Regions from separate parts of the Homo sapiens genome. Here region 2 is linked to region 1. Evidence: chromatin loops called from intact Hi-C (ENCODE). Cell type or tissue: tibial artery. All regions are shown on one strand. Links, peaks and the distances in the headings refer to the core of each region. The heading gives the core; the rest is flanking DNA. Region 1 has its middle 22 kb from the start of LINC01738. Region 2 overlaps LOC124904173 (a long non-coding RNA gene).

Region 1 (5,368 bases), core at 177-5,176:
AGGATAGGTGAAAAGGTGCAGCAAAGCAGCTAGCACTTAGCATAGAGTCTCGTCCACGACTAATGCAAAATAAATATTTGTTGAGTTAGTGAACAAATGAATGAATGAATGAATGAATAAACGAGCAAACAAATGAATGCGCGTGAATGCATGAAGAAGCGTGGGCCAGCAGCAAGAGAATAACATTTGGAGTCAGGAGACCCAAGTTGGATCCATGCCTGTCACCTACTAGCTGAGTGACCTTAGGCAAGTCACTTAACCTTGCTGAGCCTCAGTTAATAATAGCAATAATCCCTGCCTCTCGGGTGGTTGTGAGGATTAAATGAAAGTGCTGGGTGGGACTGCTTTGTTAATGGCAGGGCGCTGTGCAAATGTTAGTTCTAATTATTCTCTACAATTATGACTGCTCCGCGGGAGGTGCGTGTGTGAGCGAGGGTAGGGAAGGCTGTGCATGTGGGGAGGTCTGTGACCAGGCTGTGTGTGCATGTGTATTGTGTGTGGGTGTGTTTGGAGAACTGGGGCCATTAGAAAAACCATCAGCCCTCTAAGTTGTTCTTTCTTTTGCTAAACTCAACCTGCCAGGCTGACATCGGAAGCCGGAATTAGTGGGAAGTCTGGGGGGACGGGATTAGCAGCTGAACTTTCTATTCCTGGAGACCCTCTTTTCTCAGGAGGTCAAAGCAATTTCCATATATTATCCTGCTGGCAGCTTGGGAAGGTCAGGGAAACAGCAAACACATGACGTGCATTCCTCAGATGGAGAAACCAAGGCAGGAAGGGCAGCTACTGTGGCCCCCTGCCGTACTCCTGTTTGAACCACCATCTGAAGGACTTTTCTGCCACCTGGGCCTGGCCTGCCTGGCTGGCAGCGGTTCATTCATTTGAGTGCTTATTGCCATCCCCTTCACCCCTGTTTCCAGCGCTGGGCTGTGAGTGTTCCACCAGAAGGATTAGAGCCAGGACCCTAAGTCCCTGCTGACTAGATGCATGCAACCATCGGAGGGTCTGACTTTGGCTCAGTGTTCACCTTTCACTCCCTGGCCAGGCTGTGGCCCTAACTCCCCTCCAGCAGATCTTCAAGTTCAGTTCTCCTCCAGAAAGTTGGCCTGACTGTCCTATCTGGCAGTTGTAGAAGTCGTTCTCCTCTGAGCCACAGGTGTGAAGGGACCAAGAGGAAGGGGGCTTGGAGGCCCAGCCGCATTGCTTCTGTTGATGCTGAGGGCCAGCCCAGAAATGTTCTGTGAAACTGACCAGAATAAGAGCAGCCCAGACAGAGGTAGTGTGAATGTGGAGCTGGTGAACTGAGAAGCCTCAGAGGAAGTTCTCTGAAGGGTTAGAGCAGTGACTGTCAAAGTGTCATGCATCACCTGGGAACTGCTGATTCTCCTGCCCCACACCAGAACTAATGTGTCGGAACCCTAGGGGAAGGGGCTTAGCAAGTGTTTTAGCAAGGCTTCTAGTTGATTCTGATGCTCCAGCAGTTTGAGAACCACTGGGCTCAAACTGCACCAACTCCCTGCACCTGCAGCCAGGCACCTGTCTCCCCAGCTAGATCTCAGGAAGCCCCACCTTCCCCACACTGGTTTTTGTTGGCTCTGAAGACAGCCCTAGACTCCGGGTCTTGCAGATGGGGAAGGTTACAGCTTTCATCTCGGGGTCTGTGTCCCCACCTGTAAGGAGGAGGAGGCCTCCCAGAACCTGTCCAAGGCCCTGGAGAAAAGTTGCTGAATTGCAGGACTGTGGGCAGCCGGCAACACAGTGCTGGGCTCATGTCCCAGCAGCAGCCCCAACCCTGAGCTCTCGGTTCTCTGGTTAGCCACGGAGGTATGTAATCCTCGGTTTGCCGCCCACCCACCACCAGCTGGAGTAGTCACACCAAATGCCATCCTCCCTGATTAAAGCAGCCATGGCGCTGGTACCCCGCGCTGGACTCAGTGCTCCAGTCGCCTGGCCCTGGTTCGTAATTCACCCCTCCCCCAACAGTCCTAAGAGGCGGGGTCCTCCCGGTTTTACAGATTCAGAACTGAGACCCAAAAATGTTCTGTAGTTTGTCTGAGACCTCACAGCCTGTTCTAGACTAGAATTTGAACCCGAGTCTGTCTGACTCCAAAGCCCTCTTCCTTAAACCTCGGTGAGAGCCAGACCCTAGCCTGGGAGCCGGGTGCACGTGAGGGGGGAAGCAGATCCAGTCTGGGTGCTGGCTCCGCTACTCGCCAGCGAGTGGCCTTGGGCCTGCTTCGGTTGCCCCATCTGTATAGTGGGAATAATAATTATTGCCCTGCTGGCCTTACAGGACTCCTGTAAAAAATCAAGGACGGGGTGGAAGCGAGTGGAAAACTACCGTGGTGTTCAAACGCTGTGACTGGGTGTCCCATGTGCTTTACAGCATACAAAGCGTACGGTATACAAAATGCATCCTCGTGTGGTCTCAGGTCACCCTCTCCGCAGCTAATCGATCCTCGCCTGCGCAATCATTGAGAGAGAGGAGTCAGATGCCGCGTCCAAGTCCAGCAGGACCGCGGGACACGGGTCAGCCCAGCAGCCGCCTGCGCCTCCGGCCACGAACGCAAGAGGGCGCCATGGGCCTGCAGCGAGCCCCGGCTGCCCGACCCGCAGAGCGCAACCTCTCTCGCGCTCCGCTTCGCCCCGCAGCTTCCAGGCTTCGCTCAGGGCCTGGAGGTGCGTGGGGTTCCAGGGGCGTCCGGGAGGGATGGCGGAGAGTTGTGCAGTCTGAACTTGAAATTTGAAGTCAGAAAAACCAGCTGCCTCTTACTGCTGTGTGACCTCTTGTGAGACGTTTGGCCTCTCTGAGCTTCATTTATAATTATAGGAATATAATTATCTGCCGCCACGCCAAGCCAGCCCGCCGCAGGCACCTAGGCCCATAAAAAGAGATGGCTAAGTCTGGCTCTCAGTGCAAACATTCACACGTTAGGATTCATGTAAAGCCCTTTCTCCTGCTCTCCCCGCCCCCACCCCCGTGTACTCAGCATCTGAAGCCCCTCCAGCGAGGTATGAATGGTCTCTGCATTCTCATTTTTTGGGCGCGCAGACTAAGGCTCAGGCTGCTCTTTCTGGGATCATGTGGCTCATCCGGACAGAGACTGGCTGGCCTTCCGGCACCAGCACCAGACTCCGACCCTTCCAGGTCCCGCGGCCTCGGCGCCAGCCGGCATGGCCTGGGAGAGCGGGCCTCGGCGGCGGGGTGCTGGAGAGTCGCTTCCAATCTTCCGCAGACACCGGGTTGCTCCGGAGGCCAAAACAGTCGGAGAAGCCTAGGGGCCAGAATGCTCAGCCCCACCCCGCCCGGTCCCCGCTGAAGGGCAGCGAAGGGCAGCGGGTGTTCGGCCCCCAGTTCTGGGCTCAGCCTCTGGCCCGACTGTAACCCGCCATCCCGAGATTGCCGGGCCGCAACGCGCGCCCGCGTGTGTGGTCGGGGCTCGGTGGCTCTGGGCACTGACGGCGCACCCCGATTCCCGGGTCTCGTGGGTGCTCCTGCGCGCTCTCCCCTAGCGGTCGGCTCGAGCTGCGCCAGCAGAGCCCCTCCACTGCGGTGGGACTGCCAGGGTCAGGCCGGGGGAGGGGCGGCCCCGCGGCCTAGCCCGCGCCCTCTGCCGCGGCTGTTTGCACACATGTAATTAGCGCTAATTATCCCGGGCTTTCAGCTCGCCAGCTCCCGGCTTGAGAGCCGCGCGCCCGGTGTGAGAGCGGCCCGGGAGCAGCTGCCCCTACGCGCGAGCCCTCTCCGCCCGGGCCGGGGACACTGCGGCTCCATCCGAGTCCCCGGGACCTTGCGTCGTGTATCTGTGTGTGCCCGAGTGCCTACACTAGTGCTGGCTCGCGAGCGTCTTTGTGTGTCCGCCGCTGTGTGTTTGAAGATGCCGCCGGGGAAGGTTCGCGGGAAGCCGACGCAGATGGGGAGAGGAGGGGGTCTCAGGATAGCGGTGGTGGGGATGAAATGGTTCTCAGCTGCTAAGGAAGGAAGCTCTAGCGCCCCACTCCCTCCAGTCTGCCGCGAGTCCTGCGTAAACAGGACCCCCCGGGGCCGAGAATCCCGGGATTGCTGCTGTAACCGCCCAGCCCAGGCGTTGTCAAGCCAAACAAGTTTCCCCGGCCCCTGAGCCGTTTCGTCCCTTCTAGAAGGCCCCCGGTGCTGCCACTGCCTGCTTGAACGGGCCACCAGCGCGCCTTCCTTCTACAGGTGGCAGGGCCAGGCTCTGAAAGGTTAGGGCGCTGGCCCCGGGAGCCGCAGCAGGCGGGGGGCGCCACCCCCAGAGCCGGATTCAGGCTCGCTAGAGCTCAGAGGGTCGGCTGGGGCCAGGGAGATCGCCTCCGACTCCCAGGTCCTCTTTTCTCTCTGATCTCAGAACCCCAGCCCTTGCCGACCCGGGTGCTGCGTACTCAGCCCGTTCCCGCCGCGTCCCTCCAGCCCTCTCCCAAGGGCCAGTTCACCCTCCTCCACTCGGAAAGGAACCAGAGAGCCAGGGGGAAGCAAGCTCAGCCCCAGGGGCCTTAGGCGGAGATGGGGGCGTCAGCCTAGGTCCCCGGAGCCGGGTTTCTCAGCACACCCTCCGCCCCTCGCCGCTAGAGCGGCCCCTGGCCTTCCCCTCCCTGGGCACGGCATCCCTTGTCCAGGCTCCTGGGCACGGCATCCCTTGTCCAGGCTCCTGGGCACGGCATCCCTTGTCCAGGCTCCTGGGCACGGCATCCCTTGTCCAGGCTCCTGGGCACGGCATCCCTTGTCCAGGCTCCTGGGCACGGCATCCCTTGTCCAGGCTGCTGGGCACGGCATCCCTTGTCCAGGCTCCTGGGCACAGTCTCTTCCGGCCTGTCTCTCTCTTCCTCTCTGACCTGCTTCCCCGTTTCCCCGGTGTCTCGCTGTGCCTTTGCCTCTGTCTCTGCCTCTCATTTTCTCTGCCTCTCTCTCATCGGATCTTTGCCCGCGAAGCTACCCCCATCCCCCGCCCCCGCAAAGGAACACACACGGGCAGAATCCGCCTTTGCAATAAAAAACGACAACTGGGAAACAGTGAATTAAAAAGCATTAACTTAAAAACAAGCCATGTGTCTGCAAATACGTTCCAAATGACAGCCCTTTGGGAGTAGGGGTGTGTCGGCCACATGTTCTGGAGCCTCAGACGCAAAATGTAGGGGGAGCTCAGTGACTCGCGGTGTACCCCTCCTGCTAGCCACCTGGGACAGCGGGATCTGGGGGGAAGGGAGTCTCCTCTCCACCCTGTCATGGACCCCTACCGGGTCCCCTGGACCCTTTTAGCGTTCTGGCATCTGCTGGTCCCGCCTACTCCCTCCCCACCCCCCCCCCCCCACAAACTTTCCCAACGCTGACCTCAACTCTCCTTTTGCGCCA
Region 2 (5,368 bases), core at 218-5,217, 210 kb after region 1:
TTATCCTACCACAGTCAGAAGTTGTGGAGACACTGGTTACATGGCGAGCAGGAATAGCTCAGCACAGAAAGTGGGAAACTGCTGTCCCAACCCCTACCAGTTTCTCTGCAGATGTGCTGTGTGACCCAGGACAAGATGCTTTGCCCTCTGAGCTGGTGAAAACGAAGATGATGCTCCCTTCATGTTAGGCTGAAATAGAACACAAACAGAGACGCGGCAAGATGATGAACATCCTTCCAAATTTTCCATTAGACTGGGTTGGCTACCTTTAAAAATAAGAACAAAACAAAAATAATCCTCAGAAAAGCCTCATGAAGTTCAAAAGCTCCATTGCACATGTTGCCTCCAAAGGGGCAAGAATTTTGCCATTGTCACCCCTGTATTCCCCTCCTAAAACAGAACCTGGCATATAGTAGGTGCTCAATAAATATTGGTTGAATTGATAAATTTGTTCATTGAGCTATTTGCTCGTTCATTCACTTATCATATAATCCCTGTGCCATTGTTTTGTACCAGGCCTTAACTGTCCCCCACCCAAAAAGAAGGGACCCTCTTGCTTAAGCTTCACTAATATCCCAGGTAAATGCATATCACTTTAAATTCATGGCTTCCCACCTCCTTCGAGCCTCAAAACTGCCAGGAAATGCAACTGTTTCCCAGCTCTTTATGCTTCCCACAGTGGTGGTTCAAATTTTCCTCTCTCTCTTCAGATCCTCCAACCTTTCCCTTCCTTCCCCTGCCCTTTCAACAGGTGACCTTCATGGACAAAACAAAAGCCATCAACTTTCAGCCACAAACCTACACATTCACCTGTGCTTCCTCCAAACCTCATCTCCTTCCCTTTTATTGTAATGAAAGCATCTCTCCTCCCATAAGAAGCCAGCTCTTCCCCTCTGGATCCACCCAGGAGAGTTCACCCCATTGACTCACCTCCTCTTTGTCCATATCTTCTACCTCGGAATTTCTCAAGCTGCCCATTTTGAACCATTTTAGGTTCACAAATTCAGTTCAGGGTACTGTGACCAGCAGTATTTAACAATAAAATAGGATGGGGCATGGTGGCTCATGTCTATAATTCCAACACTTTGGGAGCCCGAGGCAGGAGGATCACTTGAGCCCAAGAGCTTGAGACCAGACTGGGCAATATAGCAAGATCCTGTCTCTCCAAAACAAATTTTAAAATTAGCCAGGGGTAGTGGCATGCACCTGTAGTCACAGCTACTTGGGAGGCTGAGGCAAGAGGAACACTTGAGCCCAGGAGTTCGAGGCTGCAGTGAGCTATGATCATGCCACTGCACTCTAGCCTGGGCAACAGAGCAAGATCCTATCTCTTAAAAAAAATTTTTTTAAGTAAAATAGGAAAGAAAATATCAGAGCACATCACACACAGTAAAGATGAGTATATGTCACAAAACTTTTGTTTAAGTTGTGTCAGTGTGTGTAAGTGTCTCAGGTCTGGAAGGACATGTCTGTCTAACTGTGGGTTGTGTCAAGAAAGTGTGAAAGATGTTGTTCTACCTCCCTTTTTCTACTGCCTCCTTCCCATCAGTGGGTAAACTCCTTAAGAATCTCAACCGGTTCTCAACCCAAATGTCCAACAATGATAGACTGGATTAAGAAAATGTGGCACATATACACCATGGAATACTATGCAGCCATAAAAAATGATGAGTTCATGTCCTTTGTAGGGACATGGATGAAGCTGGAAACCATCATTATCAGCAAACTATCGCAAGGACAAAAAACCAAACACCGCATGTTCTCACTCATAGGTGGGAATTGAACAATGAGAACACATGGACACAGGAAGGGGAACATCACACACCGGGGACTGTTGTGGGGTGGGGGGAGGGGGGAGGGATAGCATTAGGAGAGATACCTAATGCTAAATGACGAGTTAATGGGTGCAGCACACCAACATGGCTCATGTATACATATGTAACTAACCTGCACGTTGTGCACATGTACCCTAAAACTTAAAGTATAATAATAATAATAATAAAAAGAAAAGGCAAGCAACAACAACAACAAAAAAAGAACAGAAAGCTGAGTTCAGAGAAGCTAAATATCTTGCAATTCCTTGTAGCTAATAAATAAATGACAAATCCTTATTGTAAAAAAAATAAAAAATAAAAAAAAGAATCTCAACCGGTTCTTCAAGCCCAGTTCTCTTTCAGCTACTGCACCCCCCAAATCTCCTCCCAACCAGTCTTCTTTAAAGAGTCATCTACACTCAGGCTGGGTGTGGTGGCTCACTCCTGTAATCCCAGCACTTTGGGAGGCCAAGGCGGGTGGATCACTTGAGGTCAGGAGTTCGATACCAACCTGACCAATATGGTGAAACCCCATCTCTACTAAAAATACAAAATTAGCCAGGCATGGTGGTGCATGCCTGTAATCTCAGCTACTTGGGAGGCTAAGACAGGAGACTTGCTTGAACCCGGGAAGCGGAGGTTGCAGTGAGCCGAGACTGTGACATTGTGCTTCAGCCTGGGCAACAAGAGTGAGACTCTGTCTCAAAAAAAAAAAAAAAAAAAAGAGTTATCTACACCGAGTATCTACACATCTTCACCTCCCATTCCTCTGCACATCAGCACTGTCCCTGAGACCCACTACCCCGCTGTGGCAAGGCTGCCACCTACCTGCTGCTAAACCCAGCAAGAGTTTCCCTGGCTTGGCTTGCGGGGCTCTCAGAGCCCTCACTGTTCCTTGACTCTCACATCCTCATCTTCTCCTGGTTTTCCTCCTTCCTCTATGGCCTGCCTTCTTAATCTCCTCTGTGGGCCCTCCCGTTTCTGCCTAGCTCTTAGTGTTGGTGTTCCCCAGGGCTCACTCCTCGACCCTCTTCTCTTCTCTTTTCCCCTCAGTAATCGTAGTCTCAAGGTCCATAGGCTGATAATGCCCAACTCGGCATCTCCATCCCAACTCTCTTCCTTGACCCCAGGCTCTCACCTTCCTCTGCATCCCTGCTGGCTGCCCCACAGGCTCCTCCTTCTCAGCATCTTCAAAGGCCAGTCAGCGTCTTCCTGCACCTTCCCTAATGTTCCTTGTCTGTAGCAGCACCTCTGCCCACCACAACACCCCAACCAGACAGCAGGCATCCCTATGACTCCTTAGAGCCCGAGCTGTCCAGACACTACCTCCTGACACCTCTCCGCTCTCTCTCCACTTCTCTCCATCCCACCACCATTCTGAGTCAGAACTTAATCATTCTGCCCAAATAACTTCCAGAGTTATCTCACTAAGGGGTCTCCAATCCATCTTTCTAATAGGACCATGTTCCCCTCTGTTTTAAACCTCCAGTGTCTCTCCTCGGCTGCTGGAATAAAGTCCAGTCTTCAGGAACACACCCTGAAAGATGTGTCCACGGGGACACTCTGCCTTCAGCCACTCTGATTTATGCTCTCACCCTAACTGGTGCTCTTTGGGCTGGGTGGCGTGGGACCGGCTGGCCCCTCAGCTTGCTCAGCTTCCCTAAATACCCTCACTCTCAGGTTCCTCTTGCCAAGACTGGGCTGACCCAGGGTACCCCAAGCTCACGTTCAAAGACTCAGGCCGGGCCCAGCTGCTTGGCTCCATAAATGGGGATTAGGCGCCCCCCTTTGAGGCGGGCGGGTGGGCTGTGAGAAGAGTTGGTTTGGTATAGATTTTATGGCAGGATCACATTTCGTCATCAGACCCCCCCTCTGAAGCCAGCGAAGGGCAGGTCAGGGGCAGGGGAGTGGGAACCTGAGCTGTTCCATCAGCCCAGAGCAGAGAGTTGCTGGCACAGGAGGGGGCCTGGGAATCTGGGGCCCCGAGTTCCAGCCTCCCCTTTGCTGCTCCCACTGCTGTGTGAACTTGGGCACATTCTTTCATTCTCTGGTCTGTGAAATGGGGGCCCTAGACTAGACAGGCTCTCAGGCCAACTCCATTTCCAGACCCCCAATGCCCTCTCCCAGTCTAAATCATAACAAAAGCATCACCCCTCTCAGGAGGCTGCAGAGCTATGATACACTTACACACCCATGGATTAGGGTTGCCACATAAAACACAGGATGCCTAGTTAAATTTGAATTTTAGATAAATTACAAATCATTTTCAGCATAAGTATGCCCCAAATATTGTACAGACATACTTATATTAAAACAATTTGTTATTTATCTGAAATTCAAATTTGACTGGAAGCCCTGTATGTATTTATTAATTATTATTATTATTATTATTTTTTTTTTTTTTTTTGCTGAATTTGGCATCCTTATCCTAGATGCACTGGAGTTTACAGGACTCATGGTCCATCTAAGCAAAATAGGTCAGATTTTAACAGGTTTAAGTGGTCTTGGCAAAATCATCAAGCTGGGCAGAGACCTGTCGTCAAGAGCCAGTAGAGATTTGGTGAAGGATGTTCCAGGCAAAAGGAACAGCATAGGCAGAAACCTAGAGGAAGGATGGTGTTGGCCAAGTTCCAGGAAAGGCAGTAACAGACCAATGTGTAGGCTGTAGACTCGAAGTGGCAGGAAAGGCAGATGGTAAGGTTAGTTGGAATCAAATCATGCCATATTCCATCTATGCTGCTACTGATATTAGAGGAAGGGACCCAGAGGAGGGTTTGAGCTGAAATAGGACCACAGCCAGAGATGAAGTACAGGGAGCAGGATCTAGCTTCCCAAAGATTAGAGGAAAGACAACTGAGATGATCTGGAAGAAGGACCTTTAGGACCTAGCCAGGGAATTTGGGCTCAGATCCTTTCTCTGAGCAGAATAAATAATAAATAGCAGTCGGTAAATGATAGCTGTCATTATGATCAGTGGTCAGTAAGTGCTGTGGTTTGTTACCCACTGACCTCATCCCCAGGCAGTCAGCATGGGGCCAGAGCCATTGCTTAACTGCTGGGAGCTCAGATATGATGGAACAATGACAGTTTACAGATTCGCCATCGAGCTGTGCCACCCTTCCCTTGTTCTGGTGTCCAATATCAATGAGAAATAAACCGCCAGGGAGAATACTATGAATACAAGGGCATTTTAGGGACCAGTGAAAATTATCTAAGGCAGAGGAGCTACTTTATAAGAGTCCCTACAAAATCCACTTACGTGAATCTCTCCTGTCACTCTCACAGCAACTCTAGGTGGTGGGTATTTAAGCTCCATTCTAGAGATGTGAAAACCAAGGCTCAGAGAGAAGTCATTTGTCCAAGGTTCTTAACTAATAATAGAGAGACGTCAGTTTTAAAATCCAATAAGTGGTGCATGCCTGTAGTCCCAGCTACTCGGGAGGCTGGCATGGGAGGATGGCCTGAGCCCAGGAGGTGGAGGTTGCAGCAGCTGAGATCGCACCACTGCACTCCAGCCAGGGTGACAGAGCCAGGCCTTGTCTCAAAAATAAATA

What was found. Hi-C counts contacts between places; a loop is a spot of excess contacts. Peaks named below come from ENCODE experiments on the same cell type or tissue, not always from the same donor. Only the 100,000 strongest peaks of a DNase experiment are listed, where the experiment ranks them.
Region 2: it touches region 1 in a loop (5-fold over the local background); 8 of 110 quality-filtered maps call a loop at or near these places.

The regions. Positions count from the first base shown.
Region 1 is chr1:47,707,875-47,713,242 of GRCh38, reverse strand. No RefSeq gene overlaps it. Among named protein-coding and RNA genes, the nearest start is that of LINC01738, 22 kb to the right of the region's middle. RefSeq lists enhancers at 1,933-2,433, 4,220-5,186 and a silencer at 2,503-2,572. In tibial artery, for the core only: CTCF peaks have their summits at 2,562 (motif pointing right) and 3,489; DNase peaks (open chromatin) are centred at 392, 2,232 and 2,562; H3K4me3 peaks cover 2,220 bases; H3K27ac peaks cover 1,808 bases; H3K27me3 peaks cover 2,130 bases.
Region 2 is chr1:47,501,299-47,506,666 of GRCh38, reverse strand. It overlaps LOC124904173 (a long non-coding RNA gene), which reads left to right. Exons shown (of 2, transcript XR_007066066.1): 2 at 112-443. Among named protein-coding and RNA genes, the nearest start is that of FOXD2, 66 kb to the right of the region's middle. RefSeq lists a silencer at 3,409-3,579. In tibial artery, for the core only: a CTCF peak has its summit at 2,633; no DNase peak of the experiment used is centred there; H3K27me3 peaks cover 420 bases.